2 separate regions of the Homo sapiens genome follow, and region 2 is linked to region 1. A link is a loop called in an ENCODE intact Hi-C map of the cell type or tissue named here. Cell type or tissue: OCI-LY7. All regions are shown on one strand.

What was found. Peaks named below come from ENCODE experiments on the same cell type or tissue, not always from the same donor. Only the 100,000 strongest peaks of a DNase experiment are listed, where the experiment ranks them.
Region 2: it touches region 1 in a loop (2.6-fold over the local background); 1 of 110 quality-filtered maps calls a loop at or near these places.

What each region holds. Positions count from the first base shown.
Region 1 is chr7:98,638,133-98,643,132 of GRCh38, reverse strand. No RefSeq gene overlaps it. Among named protein-coding and RNA genes, the nearest start is that of NPTX2, 23 kb to the right of the region's middle. In OCI-LY7, CTCF peaks have their summits at 2,335 and 2,537; DNase peaks (open chromatin) are centred at 852, 1,322, 2,582 and 3,352; H3K4me3 peaks cover 2,888 bases; H3K27ac peaks cover 3,875 bases.
Region 2 is chr7:98,743,064-98,748,063 of GRCh38, reverse strand. No RefSeq gene overlaps it. Among named protein-coding and RNA genes, the nearest start is that of TMEM130, 120 kb to the left of the region's middle. In OCI-LY7, a CTCF peak has its summit at 2,142 (motif pointing right); a DNase peak (open chromatin) is centred at 2,143.

The DNA.
Region 1 (5,000 bases):
GTGTTGCCCAGGCTGGTCTGGACCTCCTAAGCTCAAGCGATCCTCTCACCTCAGCCTCCTAAAGTGTTGGGATTACAGGCGTGAGCTACCACGCACTGCCGTGAGCAACCCTTTGGAGAGGCCCACGTTGTGAGGAACTGAGGCCTCCTGCCAACAGCCATGCGCAGAAGCCATCATGGAAAGGGCTCCTCCCACCCAGTCCAGTCTTCAGGACTGCAGCCCTGGCCAACTATTTTTTTTTTTTTTTTTTTTGAAGTGGAGTCTCACTCTGTCACTCAGCCTGGAGTGCAGTGGCACAATCTTGGCTCACCGCATCCTCTGCCTCCCAGGTTCAAGCAATTCTCATGCCTCAGCCTCCCGGGTATCTGGGACTACAGGCATGCCCCACCATGCCTAGTTTATTTTTGTATTTTTTTTTTTTTTTTTAGAGATGGGTTTTCACCATGTTGGCCAGGCTGGTCTCAAACTCCTGACCTCAAATGATCCACCTGCCTCGGTCTCCCAAAGTGCTGGGATTACAGGCATGAGCCAATGCTCCTGGTCCTGGCCAACATTTTGATTGTGACTTTATGAAAGACCCCTGAGCCAGAACTACCCAGCAAGGCCACTCCTGGACTCCTGACCCACAGAAACAGTGAGATATTAAACATTTGTTGTCTTCAGCTGGTAAGTTTTGGAGTCATTCGTTACGTAGCAACCAATAGCTAATACAGTCAGCTCCTTCAGTCCTCAGGAGAAGTCTCTGCTGTGTAAGACTATTGTTCTCCCTGGTCCAAGCAGAAAACAGCAGCTCACAATCACCCAAAGAGGAAGTTGTGCAGAGAAATGCAAACTTGAGGGTTTGCATCTGTTGGAGCTGGTGCCACATCAGACCTCTGGGCTTTCCATCCGTCGGCAACCATACCGCCCTACTCAGCAAGCGTGACCTAAGCTTGGAAGGCTTAACTCCTCAAAATAAGCCCACAAGGGTTCATCGCCCTGATTTCACAGATGAGCAAACACGTCAGACCACCACGACTCACTCAGGGTCGCACAGCTGGTGAGGAGGGGCGCCCTGCGGGAATTCAGTCACCTGGGTTTATTGGAGGCTGGTGCCCTGCTGTGCAGGAGTGGCACCTCTTCAGGGCAGGGAGGAATGCTGAGGTGTCTGCCCAAGGCTGGTCTTTGTGGTCTCAGGCTGTCCCCCAACTCCAGGGCTGCTGGGCCTGGTGAAAACCTGAAGATTCCCCTTCCACTTCCCCAAACCCTCAGCTGGCACAGAGCCTACAGCCTGGGGTGATGAGATGTGGTCACCTGCAGGACCGGGGTTTTAAGAAGCAGCTGTTTCCTGTGGTCTTGACTTTTAAAGAGGTTTCAAGTCCAACTTGGACCCTCAGCTCTGGGGATGCCTGTAACCATGGCAGCGGCTCACAACAGCAACAACAAATATTTGCTGAAAGAGAAAGAGCAGGGAGGGAGGGAGACAGCGAGGGAAGCAGGAGCATGGCTCACCCCTGGGCACCTGCAGATGGCTGGGGGGCTATCCCTAGGTTCCCAGGGGGCACTCAGATGCCTCCAGTAACAACTTTTCTACTATCCTGTGCCTGGGTGGAGAGTTTGTCTGTGGGGGTGTTGGGAGGTCCCATGCCCCGTCTTAAGCACTGTTTCCCCCAGGTCTCTGCATAAAATATGTCCCCAGGACATCATGTCCAGGACCAGACCTCAGGTGGGCCTCCCTTGACCTAATTATTCATGTGAACTTAGACAAGTCCTTTCTTTTACCAGAGCCTCAGTTTCCTCATCTGCGAAAGGGGAATAGCAAACTGGCCTGTGTTTTCAGAGGTGTGTGGCTAAAGTGAATTCCAGGCCAGGCACAGTGGCTCACAGCTGTAATCTCAGCGCACTGGGAGGCTGAGGCCGGAGGATCGCTTGAGGCTAGGAGTTTGAAGCAAGCCTGGGCAGCAAAGTGAGACACTGTCTCTATAAAAAATAAAAATAAATAATTTTTTTTTAAGAGGGAGTCTCACTCTGTCACCAAGGCTGGAGTGCAGTGGTGCAATCTTGACTCACTGCAACCTTCACCTCCTGGGTTCCAGTGATCCTCCTGCCTCCGCCTCCTGAGTAGCTGGGATTACAGGTGTGCACCACCAAGCCTGACTAATTTTTGTATTTTTAATAGAGATGGGGTTTCACCATGCTGGCCAGGCTGGTCTTGAACTCCTGGCCTCAGGTGATCCACTTGTCTCGGCCTCCTAGAGTGCTGGGATTACAGGTGTGAGCCACAGTGTCTGGCCAAAATAAATAAAAATTTAAAAACTGAAATGAATTCCAGCCGTCACCATCTAGAGCATCCTGTTGAAGGATTGTTGTAAAGATCCCATCACTGGCTTCCAGGACAGAGTGATGTCGTGAGCTCCAGGCCACATTCCAGATAGCCCAGAGAGGGAAAGTGGCTTGCCCTGGGCCACACAGCAAGGGCAACGAGACCCAGAACTTAGCTACCTCATCCTGCTGCCTTCTCAGGCCATGAGGGCGCCCCCTGCTCGGCTGTCACCAGCTGTGTGGTTGTGATGGATGGCTGAGCCAGGCTTCCCTGCGGATGTGCTCAGGGCTTAGCTACTATCTGGGTCAGGGCCCTGGGTGAGCCATGTGCATGGACAGTGTCTGCTGAGCAAGTTTCCGCAGAGAGAAGACGGAAATAGAACCCCGTAGGCCTAAGCTGCCAGGAAGGGACCCTGGGTTCTCCCAGTGGGGCGGTCCCTATCACCACAGGTTTGCAGGTTAACTGGTCCACATACAGACTTTGATGTATACATAGGCCAAATGCTGCATTTATATTTAAATTACATCTCAGGGGTAAAAAATAGACTACATCCTATTATTAAGAGAATGAGGTGTGCAGAGCTAGCATGCAGAAATACTACAGAGAGATCCAGGATGGAGCATCCGTTTTTTTCAGAAGTCTGGGGCCTTGGATCCTCACCTCTAAACGGGGGTGGTGTCCATGCTCCACATTCCCCCCAGCTGGGAGTGAGTCTGAATATTCTCGAGACTCTGGCCTGAAAGTCTCCTGGGAGGCATCTCCACCTGCCTCTTCTCAGCTGAAAGCTCATATACATTTATTTTTTTCATTTCCCTGTTTTTGCACTGGACATACCTAAAATAGAACGGGAGGTAGGGCTGTGAGGAGCAGTCCCCAGGCACAGACTCTTCTTGGAGGTCCCCAAGGAATGGTCCAGGCTCCAGGAGCAGGAAGCTGTTTGGTGAGGCTTCAAATTTACCCTCCACATCCATGCCATAAAGAGACCTGCAACAAAGTGGCCCTTTCCACTGCAGAATTAAACCGAGAGCCCACTAGGGGTGGGATGCCCTCCTCATCTATGCCACATCTGGATTCCTCAGCTCTACTAGAGGCCCCTGCTTCTAACGAGCAGCTTGGGGACCAGCTGAAGGGCTGCCCTGGGGAAAATGAACACTGTCTGCAGCAATTGAGCTGGTCCTGCACTTCAGGGTTGCTTGCCTAAGGAGAAGATGCTAGGCATGGCCATCTCCTGGGACCTCCCTACCACACAAGGCCATCTCAGAACAGGCAGGAGATCCGGGGCCTATAGAGCATGCACCCTGAGGAAGGACATCAGAGAGTTCCTCCACTCGAGCCCATCACCCTTTGGGGCAGACAGCTTGCTCAGTCATTCCACTGTCCCTGGACAGATGTGCAGATGTGGAGTGAAAGATGGCAGACAGACCACACTCAGTCGAGGACTTATCCCCAGACTGGAAGCCACTGAACACTTGCTGGGATAAGCCTCCTGGAAGCCTCTATCAGGTCCCTGGGGCAGGTGGCAGCTGGCAGGCCTCCTCCCTGGTAGGGCTGTGTGGCCTCAGCCAGACCTTCCTTGCCTGCTGGCTGGGGCCTCAGCCCCCACCAGCCAGCTGACCTCAGCCACCTACCACCTGAGAGAGGAACTCTCTCAGCCTATCTCTGCCCCATCCAGCTGTAACCCTGACCCAAGCCTTGATCAAAGGCCAACACACATCTTGACAAAGACATCATTATTGATTTGCCCAAAACCAGTAATCAATAGCCACAATAAATGTAAATGGTCTAAATTCCCCAACTAAAAGGCAGAGTGTGTCAGATTTCAACCCAGCCATTGCACTCCTAGGCACTGGCCCTAGAGAAAATTCTTGCACACTGCATTAGTAGATACGCACCATCCAACAGTCCCTGAGTAGGAGAATGGATAGAGAACCATAATATATGCCGTCAGGAAAGACTAGATAGCAGTGAAAATTATCAGCCTGGAGAAATCTCAAAAACATAATATCAAGAAAAAAAAAGCAAGTCACAGAAGAACTCATAGAGTTTGATCAAGCAATGATATGCGTGGCCAATTCTCTCATCTCCGTCAAGTCTTGGATCAAATGTCATCTTCTCAAAGAGGCCTCCTCCATTGCCCTACCTTAAATTGTGAACCCCCGACAACCACATTTCCATTCCCCCTTTCCCGGAGCACTTGTCATCTTCTAACAAATTATATAATTTACTTACTCATCTGTCTAGTATTTATCATCATTCTCCTTCCTCCAGAATGTTAGATCCACAAGGTGAGGAGTCTTTTTCTTTTTTGTTCATTGATTTCAACAAAGTTCCCAGCAAAGTACCTGGTATAAAATAGGCATTAACTAAATATTTCTTAAACTGAGTCATTGGTACACAAATATTCATTTATGATTATTCTTTCTACTGTGCATATGCATATACTTGGTCTATTGTATCTATGATGTCTCGTAATAAACTATACTTTAAAGATGATAAATAGGTGTGATATTTCTTGCAAGATCTGAGTCTTCAGCTGAGACACAGACTCTCCATGATCTATGCTGCCCTCTTAAGCACAGAAAGCCAGGGTTGACCATATTATTCCCGAAGGGCATGATCGCTTGTGTATGATGATGAGTGACAAGGAAATGTCATCCCGCCCCCCAGCTGTAGTCTTCTGTGATTTATCTCTGCTTGA
Region 2 (5,000 bases), 100 kb before region 1:
CAGCTAGATGGAACATAGGCTGGGGATTGGGCAGAACTGAGTGTGAATTGCAACACTGACCTTGAGATTTGACCTTGGCCTTAGGCAAGTCACTTAACTTCTCTGTTTCCTCATCCGCAAGGCAGTAATAATACGTACCTTGCAGGGAGGTTGTGCAAAGTGAAGGAGATGAGAGAGTGCTCAACCTGGTACAAACCTACAATAAATTGCAGCGATGATGGTAATAACTATAAGTTCCCTGAGTGGCATTGTTCTCTCATTGTTCACCCTCTACCCACCCACTCTAACCCAAATGCAGAACAGCTGCTGCGCAGGTCCCCTTGGGCCCACATCTGCCTTTGACCTAGTATAGGCAGTTGCTAGTTTGTTTTTTCTTTCTCTGAGATTGTCCTTCAGCCTCATCTCTATACCTCAGGGTTAACCTGTTAACCTCAGGTTAACAGGTTAACCCTGCAAGACTTGGGGACAGGCTGTGTGGCTTGCTCCCTTTTTCACAGTAACTCCTCAGGACCCACAACCTTGAAGGAGCCCTGCAGATGCAGCCAGGAAGCCTAGCTTCAAAGGCACAAGGTGTGCACATTTGCCTTTGATTGAGAATGAGTAGTCTGGTGCACCTTTCTTTAATTTAGATAGGAGCCCACAATTTGTCAAGAGACAAATGGATGCGGGGCGTGGGAGGAACACAATTCAATGCTCTTCGGGTTTGGATGGTGAACAGATGTGCAATTCCTGGCTCTTCCAAGCTGTTGTCCGCAGACATGAGAATCACCTGCACACTCTCCACTTTGCACAATGAGAAGGAACAAGGTTGGAATAGACCCAGGGGATGTGCCTACAGGGTGTGGAACCTTCTAAGTCACCTTCAGAAAAGGCTCTGCCTAAAGAGAAGAACCGTATTGCTCAGAGCAAGGCATTGACTTCTGGTTGGATTGTAAGATCCACAGGCTGGCCACCCTGGTGGTCCTCCTGCTCTGCTGATGTGTCCCCATGTAACTGCCCCCTCATCCCAGCAGGTCAGATGATCACAGACACAGCCCCCATCCCAGCTGGCAGCGGATGGGACCCCTGATTACAGGAGACTTTTGGCTGGGGAGAGTCTAAGAGGGGACAGGCTGCAGAGAAAGTGTGAGAGGCACCATCTGCAGCAATGTCCTGGGTCAAAGCCCCTGCCCCAGGGTCCAGTGGGGAGGCTACCTCTCTAGGCTCAAACTAGAACTGCTTTAAGGGAGACAGGGGCCTTGTAGGGGAGACACTTCCATGGTAGAAAGGCCCCAGCCCCTGGCAGGGGAGGCTATGATCCAGGCCTGCACACTGCTATGTCCTGGGATCAACTGTCTCTCATACCTAGATCCATATGTTGAAATTCTAAACCCCAGGACCTCAGAATGTGACTTTGTTTAGAAACGGGGTCTTTACAGAGTTATAAATGAGGCTGGGTGTGGTGGCTCATGCCTATACTTCCAACACTTTGGGAGGCTGAGGTGGGAGGATCGTTGGAGCCCAGGAGTTTGAGACCAGCCTGGGCAACAAAGTGAGACCTGAACTCTACAAAAAAATAAAAATAAAAACATTAGCTGGGGATGGTGGCTCCCCCTTGTAATTCCAGCACTTTGGGAGGCCAAGGTGGGAGGATCACTTGAGTCCAGGAGTTATGGACTAGCCTCAGCAACAAAGAGCGACCCCAACTCTACAAAAAAATCAGAAAAATTAGCTGGGCGCGGTGCCTTCCATTTGTAATTCCAGCACTTTGGGAGGCCAAGGTGGGAGGATCACTTGAGTCCAGGAGATAGAGACTAGCCTGGGCAACATAGTGAGGCCTCATCTCTAAAAAAATAAAATAAAATTAGGCAGGCATGGTAGCACACGCCTGTAGTCCTAGCTACTCGAGAGGCTAAGGCAGGAGGATTGCTTGAGTCTGGGAGGTTGAGGCTGCAGTGAGCTGTGATTGTACCACTGCACTCTGGCCTGGGCAACACAGTGAGACCTTGTCTCAAAAAAACAAAACAAAACAACACAACACAACACAACACAAAACAAAACAAAACAACAAAAAACAAAAAACAAACCAAAAACCTGAGGGTGGTTTTGAGAAACCCCTGAACTTACATAGCTGAGGTCTTGCAGTTTGGCTACCGCTGGATACAAGCCCACACCACCAGGGGGCGCCGTGGTGAGAGAGTGAGCCTGGCTCAGGTGAGAAAGCCTCCTCTTGGAATAAGTGAGTGTTCTTTTCCCAAACAAGAGGGAACAAGCCAGACACCTCATTATTAGCTCATATTCCTTTCCTCTCCTTTTTCTGAGCTGGAGCTAGGAGCCTCTCCACTCTTCCATGGCAGAAGGCTGACAAAAATGCACTGTGAAACCCCGCCGGTGAGAACAGAGCTTCTCCACCTCCGCCATTGTTCTCCTGAACTTCTTTAATTCTTCGTTTTAAAATATTTATGAAAGGAGTGTTTCTAGACCCAAAATGTAGTTTTAGACCTGAATGGTCTAAATGGTAGAATGTGTCACTGTATCGCCAACAGCGATTAGAATTCATGAAGCCCACAGGATGACTCTCCCTGCAGCTGATCCGCCTTTTCAGGGTCATTATTAAGGAACTGGTTTCGGGGAGGGAGGGAGGTCCTGTTTCTCTTTCCTGCATGGCTTGGACTCCTGACAAGGACACACGGACAATTCCCTTTTATTACATCTGAGCCACCTCCAGTTTTCCACAGTTCTGCGATCATTAAAATAACATGGAAGGCCAGGCGTGGTGGCTCACACCTGTCATCCCGGCACTTTGGGAGGCCGAGGATGGCGGATCACCTGACATCAGGAGTTCGAGACCAGCCTGGCCAACATGGCAAAACCCTGCTTCCACTAAAAATACAAAATTAGGCAGGGCATGGTGGCTCACACCTGTCATCCCAGTACCTTGGGAGGCTGAGGCAGGCAGATCACGAGATCAGGAGTTCAAGACCATCCTGGCCAACATGGTGAAACCCCGTCTCTACTAAAAATACAAAAATTAGTTGGGCGCGGTGGCGGGCACCTGTATTCCCAGCTACTCAGGAGGCTGAGGTAGGACAATCACTTGAACCCGGGAGGCAGCGGTTGCAGTGAGCCAAGATTGGGCCACTGCACTCCAGCCTGGGCAACAGAGCAAGACTCCTTCCCAAGAGAAAAAAAATAAGTGATATAGAAGACTAATGATACCCCAAAATCACCACGTAGGAAAATTAGCTTTCTCATTGTTTGAAGACAATCTTCAGAGTGTTTCCTTGTCAGGGCAGAGCAGCCTTAAACCCTCGGTTGGGTTTCCTTTCATCCTGATTCATCTGCCTAATTCTTGGGAGGATTCCACTTTGAAAATGTAATTGACCATAGGCGAAACAAAGGCCATTGATGGCTTTGCGAGAGAGCATGTGTATACGGTATTTGATGGGCTAATTTTACCGTGTTTTAATTACAACCCTGGATAGCATAATAAATTTGTGTTCAATTAGGCTGAAGTCATCAACTGCTGAATACATTATACATTTTGTTAAATCAGCACAACTGATGTTATAAGCTTCACTGTAATATCAAGCAAAGATGCTGTTGTCAGATGAACTTAGCCTCCCAATCCCTATTCAAACATGTATGCATAGACATAGAATTGGTTAAATAAAGAAATAACAACTTTATCATCAATATGAATGTGGACATAAAATCCAAGCATGAAGCGTAGAGCAAAGTCCACAAGAGATCTGTAATGCTCTCTGCCTGCACGGCTGTAAGCTACAGAAATAGGGTGGTCATTCAGGCAAAACTCACTCTCCTGCTGAACAGGAGGAAGCAGAAAGGTTCAGGCTTGATCACCACAACTTTGACCCATAGCTGCAGCAGATATTTTGAATGAAGTGCAGATTAAATATTCTAGCTTTTGGGCAGGGCGCGGTGGCTCACGCCTGTAATCCCAACACGCTGGGAGGCCAAGGCAGGTGGATCACGAGGTCAGGAGATGAAGACCATCCTGGCTAATACGGTGAAACCCCGTCTCTACTAAAAATACAAAAAATTAGCCAGGCATGGTGGTGGGCGCCTGTAGTCCCAGCTACTTGGGAGGCTGAGGCAGGAGAATGGTGTGAACCTGGGAGGTGGAGCTTGCGGTGAGCCGAGATCACGCTGCTGCAGTCCATCCTGGGCGACAGAACAAGACTATCTCAAGAAAAAAAAAAATTCTAGCTTTTTTTTTTTGTTGTTGTTGTTCTAGCTGGAAAAATAAACCAAAATGGTGATTAAGAACTGGAGTGGACATCACTAGTGTTCACCAGTATCCCATTCTCCTCTCCTTCCTAGCACAAGGATGCCACATCCTTGACAGTAGGCCAGTCTGTGCAACTAGATCTGGCCAATGATATATAGTATAAGAAGTGTCATTAAAAACAGCAAAAAACAGACAAAAGAAGTGGCATATGTCCCTTTTGTGCCAAGGCACTGAACAGATGTCTCAATTCTCCAGTCTCTCTTCTTCCCTTGTCTTGATGATTGAGAAGGCTTCCATAAGCCTGGATCCCTGAGTGACTGTGTGGAGGAAAGCATATCCAGCCTTTCCTCCTGGCCCTGTCTGCACATGCTGGATATACACGATGAGCGAGAAAGAAATCATTGTTGTATTAAGTCACTGAGATGTTGGAGTTATTTGTTAATGCACAAAGCTTCTCTTAATGACTAATATAAGAATTAAAAAATCATTGAGGCTGGGCACGATAGGCTCATGCTTGTAATCTCAGCACTTTGGGAAGCTGAGGTGGGAGGATTGCTTGAGCCCAGGAGTTCAAAACTAGCCTGGGCAACATAGTGAGATCCCGTCTCTACAAAAAGTAAAAAAAGAAAATTAGCCAGGTGTGGTGGTACACACCTGTAGTCCCAGCTACTCTGGAGGATGAGGTGAGAGGATCGCTTGAGACCAGGAGGTTGAGGCCACAGTGATCTGTGAGCATGTCACGGCACTAACAGAGTGAGACCTTGTCTAA